2 separate regions of the Homo sapiens genome follow, and region 2 is linked to region 1. A link is a loop called in an ENCODE intact Hi-C map of the cell type or tissue named here. Cell type or tissue: ascending aorta. All regions are shown on one strand. Region 1 has its middle 26 kb from the start of ABLIM1. Region 2 overlaps ABLIM1 (actin binding LIM protein 1).

Region 1 (5,000 bases):
CTTTGGGAGGCTGAGGCGAGAGGATTATTTGAGTCTGGGAGTTTGAGACCAGCCTGGGCAATATAGGGAGACTCTGTCTCTATTAAAAAAAAAAAATAGCCGGGCATGGTGGCACATGCCTGTAGTCCCAGCTACTCGGGAGGCTGAAGCAGGAGAATCACTTGAACCTAGGAGGTCAAAGCTGCAGTGAGCTGTGATTGTGCCAATGCAATCCAGCCTAGGTGACAGAGTGAGACTCTATCTCAGAAAGAAAGAGAGATAAAGAGAGAAGAAGGAAGGGAGAAAGGAAAAGAGGAAGGAAGAGAGAAAGAAAATTGTGCATTTTAAACAAGTTTCTAGGCAGTTGGTTTCACCTCTTTTGTTTTTGTTTTTTTTTTTGAGACGGGGTCTCACCCTGTCACCCAGGATGGCATGCAGTGGTGTGATCATGGCTCACTGCAGCCCCAATCTTCTGGGCTCAAGCAATCCTCCTGCCTCAGCCTCCTGAGTAGCTAGGACTATAGGTGCAGGCCGCCATGCCTGCCTAATTTTTTTTTTAATTTTTAGTAGAGACAAGGTCCTGCAATACTTTCCAGGCTGGTCTGAAATTCCAGAGCTCAAACTATCCTCCCATCTCGGCCTCCCAAACTGCTGGGATTACAGGCATGAGTCACCACACCTGGCCAGTTTCTTGACTATAATAAATCATCAACCAAATTGTGGTTCAACTAACACAAGTCAAATTTGGAGGACTATGATTAGGAAAGAATCACTTTATTGCTTAACATTCAAAAAAATCAAAGTTTCAATATTGGATTGCCTGCTCCCCCACTTTGCCCCTGTCCTGCCTTGTAAAAGGCAAGGAACCAATGCAATGCAGGTTATTTTTAAACTAGCACCCTATTTTAGCCCCTGAAAATAGCTGTAGCTCTGTACTTGGTTTCTTCTCTCATTTAATATCAAGTAGGAATAATACTTCGAGATTTAAAGGAGTAGGAAAAACTAGCCTCCATTACATTTTAAATGCAGGCTAACAAGAATAAAGAATGCAACGATGAAAGACTTCCATCCTTATGGTAAAAATCCCAAGACACTAACAAAAAACACATTAGGCTAAAATATGGAATCACTATCATGAGAATGCAAGGCATTAGGTGTAATCAGAAGATTTCAGTTGATGCGACTGGCCTTTGGCAGCAGCTGACACATGACAGCTCTGCAAATGGCAAGCATTTTATCAACGAGCAATCCAGTTGTGATTCTTTGTCTGGCGCCTGGTGCTACAGCCAAGTCAGGAGGACGTTATCAGAGGCACCAAGTTCCAGGCAGTAGCCTGGACCAGGGGAAGGGCACATAGGGTGACCCATGAGGATGGCTGTCTACCCGAGTCATTTCAAAACAAAATAAAAAAGCCACTTAGCTGGGGAAGAGAGTAAGCCAGGACTCTTCAATTAATCAAACTTTGCATTTGGCCAATGTGTTTCAAATAGTCTTGTTTTCCAGTGGATTGATTATAGGCCTTACATTAAATTAATATCTCACAACGGGTGCTGCTGGTTACATCTTTATTGGAGGAATTAAATGTTTTACCCTCACATTTAAAGCAATTATGCCAGTTTCCTCCTATTTCTTAGCCAATGTGTGTATCTGATGCCAAGGATATTTGTCCTAAGGGTCTTTTTCCATTTAAACTGTCTTCATAACTTTTCCAATATGCAAAATTCCCGGTGTTCAAAAATAACTGTGAGAAAAGTTGGATTGTGGGTGGTGGATAATCCAGCCCAACATCAGGGCATTACTGACGAAAGGAAAAAAATGCCTCTTTCCTGAGTCTTTCCGGATGAGGTCATTGTTTTCAGACAGCTTGTATACCTAATATAAAAAGGCTCAAAGTCCACGGCTCGTCTCATACCAGGAGTTTGTCAGGGAACTGTTTCCAAAGCCATAATGAATAATCAGGCTGTTAGTAAAAGAAGCCTCTCCAAGTTATAGCATTTTTTAAAAATTCTAGTAGTGAAGAAAATAATTAAAAGCCCATCTGGTTGAGATAGTAATTCATTAAGGAAAAAGAGGAGGCAGAAGGCTGGGGAATAATCGATCCTTTTCTTTCTTTATTTCATGTGTTTCAGTTATTGTGAAATGATAGTGATCAAAATCTGGATTCTGGATTGTGCAGAATGCAGGAAAATCCTAGGAACATTCTTGGCGTGTTCTAATAGTGGCTTCCCAGAAACGAGTGTTTTCAGTGGGTGTGGCGTCATTGAGCTGATGTGCTTTTGCAAGGGGTCTCTTTAGAAGTGGTAGGGGCAGGGTCGAGAGAAGAAGGGGATGCAGAATCTGTACATGAGGAAGGAGCCAGAGTCACTCAGGAAACTCCTCATTCTTCCTGCGCTGGCTGTGGCACACCCACCGGTGGCACACCCCTCCCTCGGGTCCAGTTCAGCCCACAGACTCCTGGGAGGAGAGCCAGGGCCCCAGCCTCTCCTTTGAGGAGTGTTGCAGCCTTTCTGTGTGCCAGATGCCTAGTGAAGAAAAGCTGAAACCCTGGAGCTTTGTGCATGTTAATGACCTTGGAAATGACTGAGCTCACGGACCCTCATCACACCATGGGAGACTACAAAGGTTAGACCGTCCATTTTGTAAAGTCAGCATATATTCTGTCTGGGGTCGACCGTGTCTTTAAAGATGAGGAAAGATGCAGGGCTTTTCCATTTGATAAAATTGTTTTACACTTATGATAATAAGTAAAAGATTGTTTTACAATCTATTTCTGTGATAGTACATATCTGTATAAAATGCACATCTTATTTGTCAACATATTTACATATATTCTTAATATAACAGGATGTTAAAATCGACATGACTCTTTTGTAGCAGTAGCCCAGCTCAACTCAACCAACAGTAGGTTGGTCCTTTGGGCACATTAAAAGGCATCTTCAGTGACTGTGGGCAAACACCTGTGATCCTATTTCTGGGCATTTTGTTTGAGTTTGGATGTCATCTCTAGGATGCTTTCCCTACAGTTGTGTTTGATGGGAGAGTTTGTTCCGTGGTGAGGCTGGCTGGCTTCAGGAGTGCCCCGGCTGGTCCTGCTCAGCATCCCCAGGGGCCGACAGCCAACACCACGTCCAACAGAACTGCAGAGGGTGGCCCCACGCAGTCTCACAGGCTGCTCCATTGAAACCTAGGGACTGTGGCGATCGGTTGCTGATTCCTTTGATACTGGACCCCTTAAGATAAGAGAGTGTAACTTATTTTGGTTCCTGGAGAGTAGACTCGTGGGTAATTCCAGATACGGCAGGTAGGCTGGGCCCCCTCCCTCCTTCACTTCCAATCTCGCCACTCTTCTCTGTTTCGCAGGACCTCCGGTGAGCTTGGGTTTGCCTTTGTACCCAGGACTGGTAGGACTGGGGAGCCGGGTCTGCTACACTTCACATGTATACACTTGTTACGAGGTACAAAGGAATCTGAGGTTGGCACACGCTGTAACTGATGAATAATTCATGGTGGCTTTTTATGCCACACAGTTTTCTCCTGTAAATGAGCATGATTTTGAAAGACTATGCTGATTTAAAAGTCCAGTAATGTGGTTTCCTATTCCTCACTGACCTGCCTTGGACGTTTACTGGAAAGACGAAAGTTGACAAACATTAGAATAGGAAAACTTAAAGTGGACGATGGCCCCACGTGGGTGGTCAGCCAAGAACAGCCCTCCCCTGTTCTTTCTAAAGGATAACGTCACCTCAGGTTTACACAAGATTCTTTGACATTCTGGACTTTCCTCAAATATAGAATTTGAATTTTAATAAGGACACTATGCATATTAATTAGAATGCATTCGTGTATTCCTGATACATTTAGAGTGGAAAACTATGATGCTATGTCTTTTCCAACTGAATGGGGTCCTAGTGATAAAATTAGAATATCTCAAGATGTCTAGATGTCTTTATTTAAATGAATTTAAAGTCCTCTGTTTTTCTTGTACTGTACAAAGAGTGGATTTTAGTTTGGCTTTCCAGAAAGATAGGGCAGGTTTTGGAAGAAATCTTACACGCAGAGAGACTGTAAGTAAACAGAGTAAGTGATACATCTAATTATATTTTTAGTGGTCAAGCCAGAAAGAACAACGTTCTTTCTCTTCCTTGTTTTTTAACTACTCTCCTCCCTTCTACTCCGTGGCATATTTTTAAGGTATTTGGAGTCTTTCCACTTGCTACCAGCTGGAATCTACAGAAACCGTATCTCTAGAACACTCAGCAGTTGACTTGAAGCTCAGTCATAATTAAATTGGAAGTTGGCAAATTATTCCAAGACTTAAAAACAGGCACACCTTATGTTTGGAACATAAGGGGTTTTGCTACTCTGCATTGTTTTAAATGTACTCTCTATAGGGAATATGGGCAATACTTTTAATTAGCTTTTTTTAAACAAAAGGATATTTTGAAAGGATATGTAATAAATAAGTCTGACCCTGCTTACATTTTATTTATTATTCTCAGTAGCTGGTTCCCGGATGTTTTAAAACAACAGCAAAGCTTGCAGCTGTTCATCCATCTCTCTTTAGTAAGAGAAGATCATCCTGTCCTTTCTCTCCTGGCACAGCTTGAAAGCATTAGCTAGTTAGGTGGCTGCTGATTTAAGACTTTGATACAGTGACTTACAACCTTCTGCTCTAAAGGATATACTTAGAGCTAGTGTTTGTTTACAATTAATAGTAATTTAGGACTTTGAGATAGTCAGCCGTTAATTTTATATTAAAATCTGACTGCTGACATGTATGTCTCCATCGTTAACATAGTTTAAATATTGGGGTGGTAGCCAGGATAGCAATTCAGAATATTGGGATTTTACAAGACTTATCACTAAATGTCATTCATTTCCAAAAAGAGGGAAAATGCATCGTGCCGATTAGCACTACTTTTAGGTTTCATATGAGAGAATGGAAATGCCAGACAGGTTTTCCTGCTTCCAAAGGCAGTCACAGCTGCCACTGCAAATGAGCGCTGCCACAGTCGGTGACC
Region 2 (5,000 bases), 110 kb after region 1:
AAAAGAAAAGAAAGAAAGAAAGAAAAAGAAACACCTCATTGGGGAAATGGGTTGGATTTGGGTCCAGTTGAAGATGTTGATGTTGGCTGGGCGTGGTGGCTGATACCTGTAATCCCAGCATTTTGGGAGGCCGAGTTGGGCAGATCACCTGAGGTTACGAGTTCAACACCAGCCTCACCAACATGGTGAAACCCCATCTCTACTAAAAATACAAAATTAGCCGGGTGTGGTGGCACATGCCTGTAATCCCAGCTACTTGGGAGGCTGAGGCAGGAGAATCGCTTGAACTGGAGAGGTGGAGGTTGTAGTGAGCCGAATTCATGCCATTGCACTCCACCCTGGACAGCAAGAGCGAAACTCCATCTCAAAAAAAAAAAAAACAACAGAAAATGTTGATGTTGATGTAAGAGTTGGAGAATGGATACAGCTACCATTTTGATGAGAAAGGGAATAGAAAAAGAACAGCAGAAGGTTTTATGGGGGATGGCAGAGCAACTGTGAGGAAAGGGTGTGTTTGGAAAATGCTGGGTTTGAGAGAGGCATGGCGGTCTGCCTGTGCCCAGCACACAGCTACAAATCAGGGTCTAAAGCTTGGGGAAGACATCACAGAGAGAGATCATTAATTTGATCATCCCTCGCATAAAGTTATAGTTGAGGTTGTGAGAGTGAATGAGATCTGTTCCCAGGGAGGCCTTACATCATAGAGGGAGGAGATGGCACCCATAGGAGTGACCTGCATTTAGGGGCCTGGCCACTGAGACTGAGAAGGAGTAGACAGAGGAGGAGAAACAGGAAAGTAAAGCCTGGGGAGGCAAGAGAGGGAAGAGTCTGAAATGATGTGACAGCTGGTCCATTTTCAGGAAATGTAATAATGTTAAGTATATTTTAGGTACTGGCATCATAGGCCCCCCTTCTCACTGCTTGTTGCATATGCCTTTAGGAACACCTGCCTCTGGGAGTCACATCAAACACTGGTTTCCTTGTATAAACCACCAGAAATAATGGTATGGTTTGTAAGCCACCTTGAGCACTACTTTAAGGAAAAAGCCAAATCAAATCATAATAAGGCACAGTTTGAATGTAGCTTGGCATCTCTCAGTAGTGTTAAGAATTCATTTTTTAAGGCTATGTTATGTTCACAGAAACTAGGACTTTATTAATAAAGGATACTATATGTCAATTTCACAAAACCATGTGATCTGGAAAAGGCTGCAGACAGGTGCCCTAAGAAAGCAGTAAATACAAATAATTTCTAAAACATTTAGAATTAGCTTTGAAACTATCTCAATCTATTTTTTGTGTATTGCCACCAGATTACCCTTTTGACACCACATCTTTGTATAACGACTCTGCATTTTTAAGCCATAGCTGACTGGAGGAGAGAATTTAGGGAATTACCAGTAGTCTGGATGCATTGTTGTGTCACTTCTCAGGGCTTTGAGAAATCCTAAGTTTGGAAAAATAACTGAGTCATCAGAACTTGATGTCACTGAGGAGTGAAATCAGTGGGAACCTGCCAAGTTTCAGGCAGGATTCAGTTTATTTCAAACATTGTGTTTCCTGTTTTATATTAGATACAATTAGGTTCCTGAAGAAGAATCAAAAGAAGACTCTCACCCCTCAAATACCTTGCCATCTTGTAGAAAAATAAGATCTGCACATAGACAGATATTGAAGAAAACACTCTAAGGTTCTGTGACCCGCTACCCCCAGACTGCCTATTGTTGCTGAAGGAATTTGCAATCAGAATGAGGCCAATCCACACGTGGGTTCCCCTGACCCACAGGACTCATCTGGGGAAGAAGAAGCAGGTGGGAGAACAGTGGGGGCAGAGGAGAGGTTGGCAGGTGAGAGGAGGCAGCAGGTGGTGAATGAGCTGTTTTCCAGATAATATGATCACAGGAGTATTTATAGGGTGGTCAGTTTCAGGCATGATGGACTCAGGCCATAATCTTGGGTTACTTAATTGTAAATTGCAAAGAAGAAGGTCATGGCTGTGGAGTGTTGATCTAAACAAAGACTGATGAATCCACAATGGAAAGTTTGTTTGTGGGTTTTGGATCACCTTGAACGTCTTCCGTAGCTTGTAGTTAGTGAAGAGTCCTGACTGAAGGTGGGGGAGTCGTGACTTTCATCAGAACCTTACTGAAGCCCTAGTTCATCTAGATGAATTAAGGAGTCATGGGAACTCAGCAGATGAACCCTGGGAGCATTCGAGCAGGTCCTTAGGAAAGCAATTTACTGATTGAACTCACCTTGTCCCCACCCCAACTGAATACCAAATAATCAAGAAGAATCCTGGATTCTTTGCCTAAGGAATTATAAATTGGAATCAGTTGACCTTGGGGATAGCAAGGTTAGGGTCAGAGATTTCCAGCTTTGGCTGTTGCTTCTCAGCCATTTGGCAGAGAGAGATCTTTACTGTCAGGGACTGCTTTAGGCTTTATTTGCAGACAAATTGTTGTGACCTACTCTGGTCTTGTCTGAACACGTAGACCAGGCCCAAGCTCCCACTGCCTGTTTGCACCATCTCCCTAATCCACAGCTGCACAGTCGGAAGGAGATGCCAAAATCCAGACACAATAAAGCATCCAAATAACAGGTCTTTCCTCTTTTGCCTGTTTGTTTTTTATCTCTCTATAATATATAAATAATTGGCTTATTCTATTTACTGCACAAAGAAAAAATGAAACATCTGAATTTTTCGTAGCAGTGGAAAGTAGTTCCAGAGTGTGAAAAAATACAGCTATCGGAAATTTCAGCTACTGCCTTTGGTATAATGGAAATTTATTACTCAACTCCTAACAATCTTGGCCCAAACCATGTGGTTGTGTGGGCAGGCAGTGGGCACCTTTCCTAAATAGCACACTGCCAGGGACACCTTTGCTCATATTTGAGACAGCCTGAATGAAGGGTATCTTTCTATCAAAGACTGTTTGATTATCTCAGAATTTTAGACATATCACAAAAGCTGTTGAGACCTAGCCAGTGGATTTTACTTGTATGAGATATTGCATAGCTCCCAAAGGGAGGGTCAGAGCCCAATAATAAATAGCTCTTTGTAGCCATCCCCTCCCTAGCCCCAAACCATTGAGATCACAGGGTGAGCAACCAGTCAGTATTCACTCAAAGGCAGTGCTGCCCGGCAGTGTGGCAGATAATGACCAGATGTGAACTTGTCTCTCTACAGTGTGTGGCTGTGACCTGGCACAAGGGGGCTTCTTCATAAAGAACGGAGAGTATCTCTGCACCCTGGACTACCAGCGGATGTACGGGACACGCTGCCATGGCTGTGGGGAGTTCGTGGAGGGCGAAGTGGTGACTGCTCTGGGCAAGACCTACCATCCCAATTGCTTTGCTTGTACTATCTGCAAGTAAGTGAGCCTATCTTTCCAAAGCCTACACCTTCCTCCAACAGAGAAATGCTGGTTTGGGCTGTTAAAGGTTGGATTATACACCTTTTGTCTTGAGTAGCACATACTCTTATCCTTAGATTTCTTTCTTACTGTACTATCAGTCCTAGTAAAAAAAGTAGATTAGTTGGAAACTGTATGTGTGATGTCCTCTACAAAGTAATATGACTGATTTTTAGTAGATTGAAACTAATTCTGAAAGCAGCTCTGGGTCTCAAAACATTTTGGAGCAATAAAAACATCAGGGGGAAATGGCATAACTGCTTAGAAGGATAAAGCTTATTTGGAAGTATAAATTCCTAGGCATGTGTGTGTGTTTAAAATGGTCTCTTTCATCTATAATAGGCGGTGGCAAACTGTGTCCCATGGGCTGAATTAGGCCTGATACCTGTTTTTGTGGATAAAGTTCTATTGGAACACAGCCACTCCCACTTGTGTGTGGCCTATAGCTGCTTCCACGCTGCAACAACAGAGTTGAGTCATTGCGACAGAGACCATATGGTCCGCAAAGTCTTAAAAAATTTACAATCTCATCTTTGGGGGGAAATATTTGCCAACCCTGTTCTCTATGTATCTGTCATCTACCAAGGTTGTATCTTAACTGTGCAAACCAGCTTGATTAAAATGATCAGTCAGGCTGGGCGTGGTGGCTCACCCTTATAATCCCAGCACTTTGGGAGGCCGAGGCAGGTACATCACCTGAGCTCAAGAGTTTGAGACCAGCCTGGCCAACATGGTGAAACCCTGTCTCTACTAAAAATACAAAAAAATTAGCCAGGCGAGGTGGCAGGTGCCTGTAATCTCAGCTGCTTGGGAGGCTGAGGCAGGAGAATGGCTTGAACCCGGGAGGCGGAGGTTGCAGTGAGCCGAGATCGTGCCACTGCACTCCAATCTGGGTGACACAGCAAGACTCCATCTCAAAAAAAATAAAATAAAATAAATAATAAAATGATCAGTCAGAGAACAAGAAAACTATGTGAAGTGTGAGTGGGAAAATGTGGGGCTTTTTGTGGTTTTTGTGTTTTGAGGTCTGCATGTTATAAAACTTAAGATAGGTTTGATTCCTGTAACTAGGAGACTCACCACCAAGGGTCAGCTGCTTTATTGATCAATTCTAATTTGGCAATTTTGCAATCCAGTGCCTTTTCAAGTGGAGATCTATTTGCTATGCCTTTCTAAAAACCCCAATTCAGAGGAGACGTGTTGTCTGTTTTTCAGCATTGTATGTTTCTAAGCCAGAGAGATGTAAGCTCTAGAAGGGAAGATTCAATATTGTGTAATTAATTAACAAGATAATACTGATAAATCATAATAAGACACAAAATATTCATAATAAAATTATTTAAATAACTTTATAGCTATGTATTAGCTCATTTCTCTATTTCATTTTTTTAAATCATAATTTAATAATTCTGGATGAATGAACTGAATATTTTTCTGTATTTAATCAAAAGCAAAGTTCTGCCCTGATTTTTCCCTTTTCAGGCTGTGGCACACAGCCTGGTTAAGAGTCCTGGGCTGGCATGGAGCCCCAAGTCCCAGTCTTACTTCCCAGGTTGAATTGAGACCTATGTGATTTAGCTTTTT

Evidence for each region. Hi-C counts contacts between places; a loop is a spot of excess contacts. Peaks named below come from ENCODE experiments on the same cell type or tissue, not always from the same donor. Only the 100,000 strongest peaks of a DNase experiment are listed, where the experiment ranks them.
Region 2: it touches region 1 in a loop (4-fold over the local background); 2 of 110 quality-filtered maps call a loop at or near these places.

The regions. Positions count from the first base shown.
Region 1 is chr10:114,681,891-114,686,890 of GRCh38, reverse strand. It overlaps a transcript of ABLIM1 not described here. Among named protein-coding and RNA genes, the nearest start is that of ABLIM1, 26 kb to the right of the region's middle. In ascending aorta, no CTCF peak of the experiment used is centred here; DNase peaks (open chromatin) are centred at 1,780, 2,330 and 3,416; H3K4me3 peaks cover 2,535 bases; H3K27ac peaks cover 3,502 bases.
Region 2 is chr10:114,573,790-114,578,789 of GRCh38, reverse strand. It overlaps ABLIM1 (actin binding LIM protein 1), which reads left to right. Exons shown (of 23, transcript NM_002313.7): 3 at 3,191-3,374. Among named protein-coding and RNA genes, the nearest start is that of ABLIM1, 82 kb to the left of the region's middle. In ascending aorta, no CTCF peak of the experiment used is centred here; DNase peaks (open chromatin) are centred at 1,512 and 2,849; H3K27ac peaks cover 864 bases.